Linked DNA regions of Homo sapiens: region 1 is linked to region 2. Evidence: read pairs that join two places in POLR2A ChIA-PET (ENCODE). Cell type or tissue: PC-3. All regions are shown on one strand.

The links. ChIA-PET counts read pairs that join two places held together with the same protein. Peaks named below come from ENCODE experiments on the same cell type or tissue, not always from the same donor. Only the 100,000 strongest peaks of a DNase experiment are listed, where the experiment ranks them.
Region 1: POLR2A ChIA-PET joins it to region 2 with 14 read pairs; 9 of 35 experiments call an interaction of 5 or more read pairs at or near these places.

Annotation. Positions count from the first base shown.
Region 1 is chr10:93,469,430-93,474,429 of GRCh38, reverse strand. The region is part of intron 1 of MYOF (myoferlin); the gene reads left to right. Among named protein-coding and RNA genes, the nearest start is that of MYOF, 10 kb to the left of the region's middle. RefSeq lists an enhancer at 4,267-5,000. In PC-3, no CTCF peak of the experiment used is centred here; a DNase peak (open chromatin) is centred at 3,029; H3K4me3 peaks cover 387 bases; H3K27ac peaks cover 5,000 bases.
Region 2 is chr10:93,354,991-93,359,990 of GRCh38, reverse strand. MYOF (myoferlin) reads left to right here. Exons shown (of 54, transcript NM_013451.4): 29 at 13-158; 30 at 3,143-3,316; 31 at 4,255-4,363. Among named protein-coding and RNA genes, the nearest start is that of MYOF, 120 kb to the left of the region's middle. In PC-3, a CTCF peak has its summit at 2,100 (motif pointing right); no DNase peak of the experiment used is centred here.

The DNA.
Region 1 (5,000 bases), 110 kb before region 2:
TTGGTTTTAAAGGATGAGTGGAAATTTGACAGAAATAATGGAAAAAAGACATTCCAGGCTTTGGAACAGTACAGGAGGACCAGAGAGCCATGGGGAGGAGTAACGTGGTATGAATAGGGATTGAACTTTACTCATCAACCATTGGGGAGCCGCTAGGCCGCAATGTGAACAGCAGATTAGTACTAGTCAGGGAGACTAGTAAGAAGGCTTACTAGTTGAGTCAAATGCTTCTCAGCACAGATGGAGCTCATCCCAGGACTGGAATCAGAAGGAAGGCACTAATAAGGAAAGACACTGAGGAAACAACCTGATTAAATTAAAGTGATAAGGGAGCCACACTGGACAGGCAAATTTGGCCATCCTTCCTCACACTGTACTGTGAAATGGAACATCAGACTGCCTTGCTTCCAGCTGGAGTGTGCACCCTGTGGGCGAGTGCAGGGCTGGTTGGGGTAGCTCAGCAAGAGGCCAGCACGAGGGCAGTAGCCACCTGAGGCGGCAGGGAGGCCACCAAGAGATCGAACAAAAACAGAAATACAAAGTGATCTTTGAAGACAAATTTTGCTGTCTTCCCAAAGATCAAATGGGGGAGCATTTCCTCAACCAAGCTGAGCCATGGTTCATTTGCATAAGGTCCTTCTCTCCCTAGCCTGTTGTACTATCTGAAAGGATAGGGAGTCATGGTTCAGAATTGCTTCATTACAAGGAGCAGATACCCACTTCAGCGTGCTCAAGGAAACCTTGATTTTTCTAAAGCTAGAAAGAAATCTGGAGTCCAGATCACAGACCTCACAAGAGCCAGAATCATGTCAGCTCCCCTCTCCTCATTTCCCAGGGACTGTGCAGCCTCCTGCCTCTGCTTCTCCCTGCACATGGCAGCCATTACTTTTCTGCATATTGTCTATAATTGTTGGCTCTCTGCAAATTGGCTGTCCTTAGTGAGGCCTCTTGCATGGGCTTTGGGTTGCTGCAAGGTGACTGGGTCTTGACTCTACATCCAACTGCAGTGGCAGCGTCTCGTGCATGAGATAGCTCAGAGAAAAACACCAATTGCCTTGGTTTTGGTCAGATGTTCAGCCCTGCTCCAATTAACTGTGGCCAAGGGGCATGGAAGGCCAAGACAAAGTGGGTAGACCAGATGTGTCTACTCACAGGGCAGCCTTCTGGGGGCCTAGAGTATGAACTCTGCAGCCTGTCTCCTTCCAGGGATTAGATCTGTTCTTTTCCATCTTTACTCTGTTGGTTGACATAACCTCTCACTTAAAAGAACCCCCTTCTTTCTGTAACCAACACAATACTTGGAAAGGGATGACCTTTGGATTCGAAAAATTAATTTTCACTCCTGGTTTTATCCCTAGGAGCTGGGTGTCTTTGGGCAACTATATTTCCGAGCCTTCATTTCCTCATCTACAGAGTGTGGAGAATAATCTATACCTCACAGGGAGGTTGTTGGGAGCAATTGTGATAAAATATATAGAGAACTTGTCGTAGTGCTGACACAGAATGTTGCATGACAGGTGCTCATGTCTTCTGGCTTTTATGCCCCACTTCTTCCCCCATTGCTGCAGGGACATACAGAGTCCTGGGGGACATTTCCAAGGGGTGGCCCAGGCTTAGCTGTTCAGAATAAACAGGATGCTGGTCAGCTGTGGCTGCACAAACAGCTTGAAGGCATTGCCAAAGTAGGTTCTTTGTTTTTAATTGTGGTAAAACACATATAACGTAAGATTTACCATCTTAACTATTTTAAGTGTACAGTTTTGTTTTTGTTTTTGTTTTTGTTTTTGTTTTGAGATGGAGTGTTGCTCTGTCACCCAAGCTGGAGTGCAATGGCGCCATCTTGGCTCACTGCAACCTCCTCCTCCTGGGTTCAAGCGATTCTCCTGCCTCAGCCTCCCAAGTAGCTGGGATTACAGGCACATGCCACCATGCCTGGCTAATTTTTGTATTTTTAGTAGAGGAGGGGTTTCACTATGTTGGCCAGGCTGATCTTGAACTCCTGACCTCAAGTGATCTGCCCACCTCGGCCTCCCAAAGTGCTGGGATTTTATTTCTAATTTCCTGAGGAAATGGCCTACTGTTCTCCATAGATCCTGCACCATTTTGCATTCCCACCAGCACTGCACAAGTGTTCCAATTTCTCCACAGCCTTGACAACACTTCTTTTTTTCTTCTTTATTTCATAATAGCCATCTTAATGGGTGTGGGCATAGTAGGTTCTTAGCAACTCTCTGACTTGGATTTTCAGCTCACACTTGCTGCATTAGCTCAGAGTGAGAATTGCTGCAGTGCAGGCCTCGTCCTCAGTGATCAGCAGGAAGGCAGCTCTCCTGTGATGGAAAGCCCACCTCGCAGGAGCCCAGCAGCAGCCTGAAAGAGCCTGGTGGCCTCTTGGCCAGTGGAGCCCAGCTCTGAGGTCCATGTGGCCAGAGTTGTGCTGGGAACCATAGTAGAGCCAAAGACGTGTGGGAAATAGCCTTGGTCCTCTGCAATACCAGGTCTTCCAGTTGGCCACCGTGCCGAGCCTTTTTTTTTTTTTTGAGACAGTGTTTCACTCTTGTCACCCAGGCTGGAGTGCAATGGTGCAATCTTGGCTCACTGCAACCTCCACCTCCCAGGTTCAAGCAATTCTCCTGCCTCAGCCTCCTGAGTAGCTAGGATTACAGGAGCATGCCACAATGCCCGGCTAATTTTTGTATTTTTAGTAGAGAAGGGGTTTTGCCATGTTAGCCAGGCTGGTCTCGATCTCCTGACCTCAGGTGATCCGCCCACCTTGGCCTCCCAAAGTGCTGGGATTACAGGCGTGAGGCACCACGCCCCGCCTTCATTTCGTTTTTAGGAAGTAGGTATTATTGACATCTTCATTTTCCCTATGAGGGAGCTGAGGCAGAGACAGGTCAGGATTTAACTGGATTCCAGATGGTCCATGCGTCTTCACTGAGCTCAGCATGGATGAAGAAACAACTCACAACCTCTGACTACACAACCAACTCACATAAACAGTTCCTCTCTCTCTGAACAGATTGAGTTGTTTAGTGGTTGGAGTCATTAGGATCCAGTCTGAAAAAGGAAGAAAGTGTACCAAGAACAAAAGAACTTAAAAAAAAAGAAAAAGAAAAAAAAACCCATCCCCCCTGGGGTGAGTTTGCAACAGAGCAATGAAAGCCTTTATGACATGCTGTGACTCAGAAGCTCAGAGGTGACATAGCTTAGCAGTGAATCAGTTCCACTGATAGTCAAGTTTGAGCCATTTTATTAGTGGAGACTAGAACCATAACTTCTTGTAATGTAAAGTATTAAAAATCTAATATTTGACTGGCAGGGCGAGGTCCACTTCATTTCACCTCCGTTTGTTAGTTTATGACCTTCATCATCTTTTTCATCTCAATAGTGCAGCTTATAAATTGAAAAAAAAAATTCCTTGCCCTTCTCTCTCTTTCTTTCAATAAATAAAATGTTATGTTTTTGCTTACCCCTCCTAACAGACTGAATTCATTGCTAGGACACTCCCTGTCTCTGTCCCTCCTATGTTTAGCAGCTCCTTCCTCATTCCAAGCATGAATCCATTCAACAAGCATTGATCCAAGCATTGATTGAGAGGGTACTCTGCCAGGCAGTGTGCTTAGCTCTGTGTATAGGGTGGGGAACAAAGCAAGTTTGGCCCTGCCCACATGCAGCTTATAGTCTAGGCTGTAAATGGGGCCAGCGTTCAGTGAATTAAGAGTGTAGGCTGGGTGTGGTGGCTCACACCTGTAATCCCAGCACTTTGGGAGGCCGAGGTGAGCAGATCATTTGAGGTCAGGAGTTCGAGACCAGCCTGGCCAACATGATGAAACCCTGTCTCTGCTAAAAATACAAAAATTAGCCAGGCATGGTGTTGGGCACCTGTAGTCCCAAGCTACTTGGGAGGCTGAGGCAGGAGAATGGCTCGAACCTGGGAGACAGAGGTTGCAGTGAGCCGAGATCGTGCCACTGCACTCCAGCCTGGGTGACAGAGCGACTCTGTCTCAAAAAACAAAAAACAAAAAAACAAAAACTTCTGGAAAGGAGACATTATCATTATTGGCAATTATATTGATGGTGATGGTTTACTGGCTGTTAAGCACTGTGCTACATGCTTCACATGTACTTAGTTATTTAATTTTAACATATTCCTTTATTTTCTTTCTTTCTTTCTTTGTTTCTTTCTTTTTTTTTTTTTGAGATGGAGTCTCGCTCTGTTGCCCAGGCTGGAGTATAGTCACGTGATCTCAGCTCACTGCAACCTCCACCTCCTGGGGTCAAGCGATTCTCCTACCTCAGCCTCCCAAGTAGCTGGGATTTCAGGTGCGCACCATCATGCTTGGCTAATTTTTGTTTTTTTAGCAGAGACTGGGTTTCACCATGTTGGCCAGGCTGGTCTCGAACTCCTGACCTCAGGCGATCTGCCCGCCTTGGCCTCCCAAAGTGCTGGGATTACAAGCGTGAGCCACTGCGCCCGGCCTACTCCTTTATTTTCTCACCAAAAAAGTAAAAATAAAAATAAGAAAGAAGTCCTCACTTGAGAGCTGAACAAACTGAGTCTCGGGTAGAGTGGGTGAAATGCCTCACTCAAGGTCTTACAGCAGGGTCTAGGTGGAGCTGGAACACTAATGCTTACCGCCAAGGCTGTACCACCTGTGCTGTCCCTTATGCAGCCCTGAGTGCTTGGTCTTGGTCGCATCCAAATCTGGCCCATCCTGTGGTCAGGCACGTGAACTCAGCCCACATTGCTGGCAATCTGGGCTCTGCTGCTTACTCTTGGCAGTAACTTCCCTGGACAAAGCCAGCCCTGAGGGCATCTGGTCACACCATGCTGGGGCCTGGGGCATTGGTGCCTTTGAGCTGGACATCTCTGGTCTCAGAGGCCTTGTCTGGGGCCCCAAATTCCCTCTTGTTTGCCCTAGGGTGTTGGACACATTATGATGGCTTCCATGTGTGAAATTGCCTTGCAGGGTACTGACAGTGTAGAAAGCTTTTTC
Region 2 (5,000 bases):
ACTCTGTTCCAGGCTGGGAATATGGAATCACCATTCCTCCTGATCATAAGCCCAAATCCTGGGTTGCAGCAGAGAAAATGTACCACACTCATAGACGGCGAAGGCTGGTCCGAAAACGCAAGAAAGATTTAACACAGACTGCTTCAAGCACCGCAAGGGTAAGAGAAGCAAGGGAAGGGAGCTGGACTGGGGAGCTCTGCCCTCCTGACTACAAAGTCCCAGCTAACTAGCCATTTCTGCAGAAATTATTTGCAAATCCAGAGCCTAACACTCCACTCAAGGGTTCTCAAAGTGAGCCCACCCCAGCCAGCAATATCATCATCACCTGGGAATTTGTTAGAACTGTCCCACCCCAAACCTCCTGATTTAGAAATCCTGGGGGCAGGCCCAGCCATCTGTAGTTCAGCAAACCATCCAGGTGATTCCCAGGCAGGCTAAATGTTGAGAACTGCTACAGAGGTGTTAAATGGAAATGATTTTGGCAGCATAATCTAGTAGTAGTAATAGGTCAGGACTTGGAACAAGATGTGTAAAGATTCAAACCCTGACTTCCCTTTCTTTCTCATCTGCAAAATGGGAATAATATCTATGCCTTTTAATTAGGGTATTGTAAGCTTTAAATGGAATAATAATAAATTAAATAGAACAGTAACACTCAATAATAAGTGGCATGTATAGAAGTGGCTTTCTATAATGCTAGGTACTGAGTATGCATCATCTATGTTCTGTAAGGTTTGGATTTTATGCTCATTTTATAGATAATGCTCACAGAGTTTAAATAGACTTGCTCTGGGCCAAGTGTTTAGTAAGTGACAAAGCTGGTGCTGGAACCCGGGCTAAGTCCAAACAGGAACTCTCTCTATTCCACAGAATGGGTAACTCCGGTAGGCACTATGACATTATTTTTATTAGATGGTGAGCTTCTGGAAGCAAAGATGGAGCCACAGTCATCTTTGTATCCTCCTTGCTAACTCAGAAATATGCTCCCAGTAAATAATCTAGTCAAATAAATGAGCTAATGAATGAATGAGTCTTTTTTTTTTTAATTTAAGTTCCGAGATACATGTGCAGTACATGCAGGTTTGTTACACAGGTAAATGTGTGCCATGGTGGTTTGCTGCACCTATCAACCCGTCGCCTACATATTAAACCCAGCATGCATTAGCTATTTATCCTGATGCGCTCCCTCCACCCGCCGGCCCCAGTGTGTGTTGTTCCCCTCCCTGTGTCCAAGTGTTCTCATTGTTCAGCTCCCACCTGTAAGTGAGAACATGCGGTGTTTGGTTTTCTGTTCCTCTGTTAGGTTGCTGAGGATAATGGCTTCCAGCTCCATCCATGTCCCTGCAAAGGACATGATCTCGTTCCTTTTTATGGCTGCATAGTATTCCATGGTGTAGATATACCACATTTTCTTCATCCAGTCTATCATTGATGGACATTTGGGCTGATTCCATGTCTTTGCTATTGTGAAGAGTGCTGCAATGAAAATATGCATGCATGTATCTTTATAATAGAATGGTTTATATTCCTCTGGGTATATACCCAGTAATGGGATTGCTGGGTCAAATGGCATTTCTGGTTCTAGGTCTTTGAAGAATCGCCACACTGTCTTCCACAATGGTGGAACTAATTTACACTCCCACCAACAGTGTAAAAGCTTTCCTATTTCTCCACAGCCTCACCATCATCTGTTGTTTCTTGACCTTTTAATAATCTCTATTCTGACTAGTGTGAGATGGTATCTCATTGTGGTTTTGATTTGCATTTCTCTAGTGATCCGTGATGTTGAGCTTTTTTTCATGTTTTTTGGCCACATAAATGTCTTCTTTTGAAGATTTATCTGTTCATGTCCTTTGCCCACTTTTTAATGTGGTTGTTTTTTCCTTGTAAATTTGCTTAAATTGCTTGTAGATTCTGGATATTAGACCTTTGTCAGATGGATAGATTGCAAAAATTTTCTTCCATTCTGTAGGTTATCTGTTCACTCTGATGATAGTTTCTTTTGCTGTGTAGAAGCTCTTTAGTTTAATGAATGTCTCTCTATTGTTTAATTATCCCCGTCTGACAGGGTGAGAAGTTTCTGAAGGTGCTTGAACGCTCTTCTTCCACACGAGGGCACCAAGTTGAAGCGGGAAGAACACTGAGCCATCAGTTAGAAGGCTCAGGATATGGTCCAGTTCTAACGAGTATTTCTGAGGCTTTGATCATGTTTCCTAACCTGCCTTACTCTTGGCTATGTGAAATTTTTCACTGCTACTATTTATGTTACTAGAGGGTCAGGTACAAGATTATGCTTAACCTGCATTTTACATTTATTTAAAGTGAAAAAATAGACCCAACAATAATTACCCACATGGAGCTCTCACTTCTCAGGTCTTGAATATTATTCCACATTGTTTTACGTTTATTAAATCCAGTCATATTTTTAAGATTTTAAATCAAACTTCTGCCATGAAAATGTCAGCTGCATGAAAGCAAAGACCCTATCTCTTCTTCACTGTGTCCTCAGCCCCTAACACGATCCCTGTCACACAGTGGGCACTCATATTTGTCGAATGAAGAGAATATAACATTGAAAACTGATACCACTGGTAAATCAATAGTTCTTAAGCTAAAAAGTACCACACGAATTTGTTATTAGTTATTACAGAAATAACATATTCTGATCACTTAATTATCAGTTATGGCAGCTATTAGCTCAGGCAAGACATTTAAACCTGGGAGGGGGCATTTAATTTTTTTCCTACATATGTAAAATGGAGATACTAATGTTTTACAAACTATATCACAATAGCAACATTTTTATGAAATAATGAAGTGAGGAAACAGAAAGCAATTTGAGAAAGAATCCACTTGCTTCACCCACCCCCAAATCTGAATGAGGTGCACCTCCTGAGGGTATGTCCACGACTGTGCTGTCATTGCCTGGTTATCTCTCTGCACTCCTGCAGTCCATCAGCTCTGCAAGGCAGAGGTCCTGTCTGTTTTTTTCTTTTCTGTATTCCTGACTCTAGCTCAGTACTTGGCACAGAGTAGATTTTGAATACTGTGTATCTGTTGATTGATCATATAACCTGTTTTATCAAAATAAGGAATATCATCATCATCATCGTCATCATTAACATGTTTACTTCTGTTTTAGGCCATGGAGGAATTGCAAGACCAAGAGGGCTGGGAATATGCTTCTCTAATTGGCTGGAAATTTCACTGGAAACAACGTAGTTCAGATACCTTCCGCCGCAGACGCTGGAGGAGAAAAATGGCTCCTTCAGAAACACATGGTGCAGCTGCCATCTTTAAACTTGAAGGTGCCCTTGTAAGTACTAGGTTGCCAGAGCGCAGATCATATTGGTGTAGAGAAAATATATGAGTGTTGGATACAGCACTGCCAACTCCATAGAGGTCCCTGTAACCCTGGTACTATAAGATGGCAAATATTAACAGGTTGAGGGAAAGCCACACATCCTGGGTGCTCAATACCTCGTGTAGAACGAATAGACCATTAACACAGGAGTGTTCTAAGAAATACTGCTGTCTACACACCTGCTTTACCTAGTGTTTTCCAAATATATCTGTTCCAGGACCCTTGTTTCAGGTGACACCTATTCACATCCCAGGCACAAGTTCTTTGAATCACATCTTGGAAACTGCAACTGTTCAACAAAATATTCATATGTATATTCATAAATATACAGATGTCGGGGGAGGAAATCAGAAGTCTAGCTCACAAAATTAGAGAGCAATACGGAAGAACATACTGAAGCACAGTAAAGAAGTCGGGGGAAAAAGCAGGCAGGTGGAAGGAAGGAATAGGAGAATGGCAGTGGGTGATCTAAAACAATAGGGTGGTCAGGAGCCATTTCCCAACAGCCTATGTTTGTATTTCTGCACTCTGACCCCACAGTATTCTGCTGCTGCTGCTCTTTCTCTTCCTTATCCCATCCTTTTACTCCCTGTTTATCCTCTACATTTTTCCTTTTTTTCCCTTTCTTTCAGTAGCAGGGTTTGGCAAACCTGGACTGGAGGTAGGAGGGCTGGCTCCCACTTCCTGCTCGGCTGCTTTCCAGCTAAGCGACTTCAGGGAAGTCACTTGCTATCCTGGGACTTATTCATCTTTAAAAATGGGGTGTTTGCACGATAACATCTTTAAAAAGCTAGAATTCCATTTGTTATTCTTGCCTCTTGGTTGGTTGATTTGCTTTTAGGCAGTGTTTATTGACTTCTCTGCTAATTGACTCTGTTAATTGACTTCAGGGGGCAGACACTACCGAAGATGGGGATGAGAAGAGCCTGGAGAAACAGAAGCACAGTGCCACCACTGTGTTCGGAGCAAACACCCCCATTGTTTCCTGCAATTTTGACAGTGAGTTTTGTTTTATTTTTGATTTATTTTATTTTATTTTATTTTTTCAAGACTGAGTCTGGCCCTATCACCCAGGCTGGAGTGCAGTGGTACGATCTTGGCTCGCTGCAACCTCCCAGGTTCAAGCAATTCTCCTGCCTCAGCCTCCTGAGTAGCTGGGACTACAGGCGCACGTCACCATGCCTGGCTAATTTTTTGTATTTTTGCATTTCCTCCATGTTAGCCAGGCTGGTCTCGACCTCCTGACCTCAGGTGATCCACCCGCCTTGGCCTACCAAAGTGCTGGGATTATAGGCGTGAGCCACCACACCCAGCCAGCAGTGAATTTTAAACATGACTTTGTGAATTCCACTTCTGTAACTCTTATCTTAAGGAAACTCTTCAAATCACTGAATATGATTTTTAAAATCTCTTCATGCAAACGTGACTTTCATTTTCATCCTTGATGAAAGGAGTTTTTAAAACTACAGTTGAAAACCATATCACATATAAGGTGAAGGGTGGTCAGATCACTGATATTAACAGTCTATCTCATATGTGCTCATTCTGTCTAGTAAGCCCCCAAAATTAAAATTTTAACTATAGGAAAAAAGGCACCAAAATTTAAATAATGGTTGATTTCAATAATAATTTTCAG